Linked DNA regions of Homo sapiens: region 1 is linked to region 2. A link is a loop called in an ENCODE intact Hi-C map of the cell type or tissue named here. Cell type or tissue: ascending aorta. All regions are shown on one strand.

Evidence for each region. Hi-C counts contacts between places; a loop is a spot of excess contacts. Peaks named below come from ENCODE experiments on the same cell type or tissue, not always from the same donor. Only the 100,000 strongest peaks of a DNase experiment are listed, where the experiment ranks them.
Region 1: it touches region 2 in a loop (4-fold over the local background); 1 of 110 quality-filtered maps calls a loop at or near these places.

Annotation. Positions count from the first base shown.
Region 1 is chr3:20,096,447-20,098,946 of GRCh38, reverse strand. The region is part of intron 3 of KAT2B (lysine acetyltransferase 2B); the gene reads right to left. Among named protein-coding and RNA genes, the nearest start is that of MIR3135A, 40 kb to the left of the region's middle. In ascending aorta, no CTCF peak of the experiment used is centred here; no DNase peak of the experiment used is centred here; H3K27ac peaks cover 1,030 bases.
Region 2 is chr3:20,315,368-20,317,867 of GRCh38, reverse strand. No RefSeq gene overlaps it. Among named protein-coding and RNA genes, the nearest start is that of SGO1, 130 kb to the right of the region's middle. In ascending aorta, no CTCF peak of the experiment used is centred here; a DNase peak (open chromatin) is centred at 1,447; H3K27ac peaks cover 2,330 bases.

The DNA of each region.
Region 1 (2,500 bases), 220 kb after region 2:
TGGAAACCATTCTCTCAGGGGTAAATGGAACCTGATGAACCACCAAGATTGAAGATGACCATGTCTCACCACTGAACTGTGTCTTACAAGGACCTCAACTCCTTCCAGGGGTGCCATACAAATTATGAGTATGGGGCATCTGTTCATCCTTTCAAGTATTATGCCCATCTTTATAAAAGCAAATTAGCAATAAAGATAAGTCATTGTATATGTTTCTAAGAATATCTAAAGATTGGTCATAAAAATTAAATACAAATAATTCTGGTTGCTTACTTTTTTTCCCCAGTTAAAATAAGACCATTTAGGAACTTGGCCCATTTGGGGGTTTCAATTTGGAGGTAAACTGATGGATTGTGGAGATGTTGAACTTCAGTTTATCTATAAGATGATGAAGCTGGGATAAGTGTGCATATAAAAAAAAGTTCTTAATAGCAGCAGGCATTTGCATCCTTAATTTCAACAGACAATCTTCATGGTTCTTCACATATATTATCTCATTTAATACTTACAACCTTTTGAGGTAGGTGCTACTACTAACAAGGCAGATTAACTTGCCCAAAGTCACATTTAGTAAGTGATAGAGCAAAGTTTTAAACCCAGGTAGTTAGACTCCAGCGCCACATTTGTAAGCACTAAGATATACTTCAACTTTAGGACGCAGCTTTCCATTGGGTTTATGTTCAACATCTAAGACTGACTTTTTTTTTTTTTTAATTTGGGACGTTGTCTCACTCTGTCGGCCAGGTTGGAGTGCAGTGGCATGATCTCAGCTCATGGCAACCTCTGCATCCCGGACTCAAGCAATTCTCCTGCCTCAGCCTCTCAAGTAGCTGGAATTTACAGGTACACACAACCACACCTGGCTAATTTTTGTATTTTTATAGAGACAGAGTTTCACCATGTTTGCCAGGCTGGTCTTGAACCCCTGACCTCAGGTAATGGGCCTGCCTCAGCCTCCCAAAGTTCTGGGATTACAGTTGTGAGCCACCGTGCCCAGACTAAGACTGAAATTTTTTAATTCTACTAAAATATGTAACACATTTTTACTTTAATTATTGACACATGAGACACAGGAACTGCCTTTCTCTTTTTTTCTTTTTAAAAAATCATGGGCCAGATGCAGTGGCTCATGCCTGTAATCCCAGCACTTTGGAAGGCCGAGGGGGGAGATCACTTGAGGCTAGGAGTTCAAGACAAGCGTGGCCGACAATGTGAAACCCCATCTCTACTAAAAATACAAATATTAGCCGGGCATGGCGGCACACACCTGTAATCCCAGCTACTCAGGAGGCTGAGGCAGGAGAATCACTTGAACTCAGGTGGTGGAGGTTGCAGTGAGCTGAGATCACACCACTTCACTCTAGCCTGGATGACAGAGTAAGATTCTGTCTCAAAAAAGTTAAAATTAAAAAAAAATTTTAATCATTATTTTTGTTTTGTTTTTAGGAATTGCCTTTCAGAAGCTAAGGAATAGATTATTTATAACTTATTTGCCCAAGAATAATACTTTTTGCAGGAGGTGGGGAGAATGCTGAATATTTTGGATTGTGTTTCCACAAGCAAATATATTTGCACTGTTATTTTAAGATGAAGGAGGGAAGAAAGAGAGAGAAGATGTACTTTAAAGCAGAGCAATGCTTTCTGGCTTGTTTGGTTGGTTATAAACTAAATAGAGGCTGACAGGATGGAAACCTTGACACCACCTTCACTTCCAACAGGGTAGTGGGGAGCTGCCAGGGAGCACAGTTCCAAGACAAATAATAGCTGTAGTCAGGCAGACCTTGTTTTTCTTCAACTAAGATCTTTTTCCAAAGAAGCTCTAAACACTATGAACCTGCCAGGGTTCGAGCTGAATGACTCAAACCTCACAGCCATGTCAACAAGTTGTCACCTGGATGCCTAAAGTGGTCCAGTGCCTGCTAATGGCTGTGGGGAATCCAGCTGTTCATATTCTCTCTCTTCCCCCACTCTCTTTCTCTCTCTCTCTCTCTCTCTCTTTCCTATTATTCTTTTTAAAGTTAATATCCCCAAATTTAATATCTACCAAATTTTAAAAATATAATTCTACCTCCCACTCCTATCTCCTAACCACCCAAAAAAACCCATTAGTACAATAAAAGACAAAAGTTAATAAAAAGGGGGAAAGGCAAAATTATGAATCAAATAAGTTCAGACAAAGAAAAGAAAAGAGCTATAGGAACTGGGTACAAAATTTGCACTAAGATTCCTAGCAGCCAAAGCAAAAGAGGGAACTCACTGGAAAATTTAGCTGTTTTTGTCATATAAAAATGAAGTACAAATAAATATAAATGAGTTGAAGGAGAGTTATTATAAAATGAAGCACAGTGCTTCTTATTAGAAGAGGCAAACTTTTCCTACCCATAAGCTCTGAGTGCTTTTGTTTTGCTTTCAACATCCTTGTAAGGGTTACACAATACAACATAATCTACAATGCCCTCAGTAGCAGGTTTATTTTTTTTTAAGGTTATTCCTTCTGGCA
Region 2 (2,500 bases):
CTGCTTTCTGCCAAAAGGCCTTTTCTGATGCAATGCCATAGAAGCCTGCTCAGACCAAGGACAAGCATAGTTCAAAGGTTGCTCTCAGAGATAGCCTTCAACCTACGGGGAAATGAGGGGGGCCAGATAAATGTCTCTGACTCGTATCCTACAGGTGGATGCTTCTGCAAAGTATGCTTCTCAGAAGACCCCAGGAGAATCAAGTCTTTGTTTCACTCCCTTACATTGGGTTTTCCTCCATCCTTGTCTAACTCTTCTCATACCCTCACTACTGCTTTCTGGGATCCTCCCCAAATAAATTATAAGCACCCAAATTCATTTCTCAAGCTTTACATTGAGGTGAACCCAAACTAAGACAGAAACCTTTACTCTTGAGAGTGAGCTAAGACAGACCTTCTTTCTCTGACATCCAGGAAGCTCCTCTCTCACTGCTGTCCCATGAAGACCTACAGAAAGCCCATCCTCGGGGCTTCACAAGAGCCGCAGTTTGGGCCAGGCTTTAGGGCCCATGTGATGACTTAGTAAATCATATCCAGGGAAGAACTCTAACTCAGGGACCCAGAAGGGTCCTAGAAGCTGACAGGGATATTACATTCTCTCTATGTCTAGAAGAGCACAACAGACTCTTCATCTTGTGAGTTTCTACAACTACCAACAGTCAGAAAGCTCCAATTATCTATTGATACATAATACACTACTCAAAGTGATGGCTTAAAATGATGCCAATATTTATTTTGCTCACTGCATTATAGATTTATAAATGCTGTCTTAGCCCAGTTTTGAGGCTCAGGCTACAGGCTGGTCAGTTCCCCTTCTTGAGCAGTCAATTATATCCATCTTCAAGCATCTCCCTTATTAGGCTCTCTCGTTCTGGGCCACTGTACACCCATCCTAACCACCTCAGAACCACATACCAGAAAACTGAGGACAGTCTTTATGCCTCAGAGGCCCCTGATTCCTCAATTCAATCAGCCCACTTATTCCTAATATTCAACTGGCCTATCCAAAGCCTACTTGCCCTATCTCACCTTTTTTTCTCCCACAGAAACCCCACAGTGCAATAAAAGCACTTTCCCAGAGTTCCCCTCTCTCTCTGTGCACCACCAATCCCAGTGCTTCTGCTGCTGAGTGGCCCTGCATGGCATACTGTGTTCTCAGGGAACAATGAATGTAACAAAATTGTAAAACTCTTTCCAGCTTCTCTTTCTTGATCTCTGCCTGGCCTCACCATACCTCACCTAAGGTAAAATGGTTAAAACACAGAACAATCCTGCAATTTTGGCAGGGCTTGATAGTGCCATCTTGTCTCTGCTCCAAATGGCCCCAGCTGGAGTGGCTCAAAGGCTGGATAATAGAACCATTTAAAGGCTCACTTACTCATTCACATGCCAGGCAGTTGATGCTGGCTCTCAGCTGAGACCTTAGCTGGAGACGTGGCTGGAAATACCAACATGTGATCTTGCCATGTGACTGCTAAATTTGAGAGAATTAAATGCCTTAGGCAAAGTCACTCAGTAAATATAATTCTGGACATGAACACAGGCTGGGTTCCAAAGGAGAGTGTTCCAAGAAAAAGTCAGATGAAAGCTATTTCACCTTCTCTAACCTTCTCTAGCCTCACAAATCATGGAGCACGCTGCATTCCACCTGTTAGACATGAGTCCCTAAGGCTGGCCTCTATTTTGAGAGGAATGTCAAAGAATTTGTGGACAGAGTATTTATCCTTTGAGGAATCTGCCATTATTGACTTTGACATATCATCTTGTCTTAAGGATCTGATCCATGGATTCCCTAAGATCTTGGAAAATGGTCCCTAGATTTCCTAAACTACAAGAACTCAGAGACCTGTAAAGGTCTTTAAAAAGCATGGAGTTCGGCCGGGTGCCGTGGCTCACGCCTGTAATCCCAGCGCTTTAGGAGGCCAAAGTGGGCAGATCACAAGGTCAGGAGATCGAGACCATCCTGGCTAACACAGTGAAACCCCGTCTCTAGTAAAATACAAAAAAATTAGCCGGACGTGGTGGCGGGCGCCTGTAGTCCCAGCTACACGGGAGGCTGAGGCAGGAGAATGGCGTGAAACCGAGAGGCAGAGCTTGCAGTGAGCCGAGATGGAGCCACTGCACTCCAGCCTGGGCGACAGAGCAAGGCTCAAAAAAAAAAACAAGCATGGAGTTCATCTTTCCATCAGTATACCTAGCAAATGGTTACCTAGATAAGGTTTAAATGCATTATATGGCAACAAAATAGGTCAGTACCTTCTCACACTCCCCATTTTACTGTGAACAGCTCTGCCAGAATATTCTTCCTTATCAAAGTCTATCTTTCCTCAAAAGTTCCAAGTCTTTGTTTTATTAGTATCTGTAGAATTACACAAAATAAATCCAATCTCTCTTCCACTTGATAGCTTTTAAATATAAATTATCGTATCTACCTAAATCTTCTCTTTTTTAAATTTAATAACTCCAGTTTCCTTAGCCATTTTTACAGAATTGGGACTTAT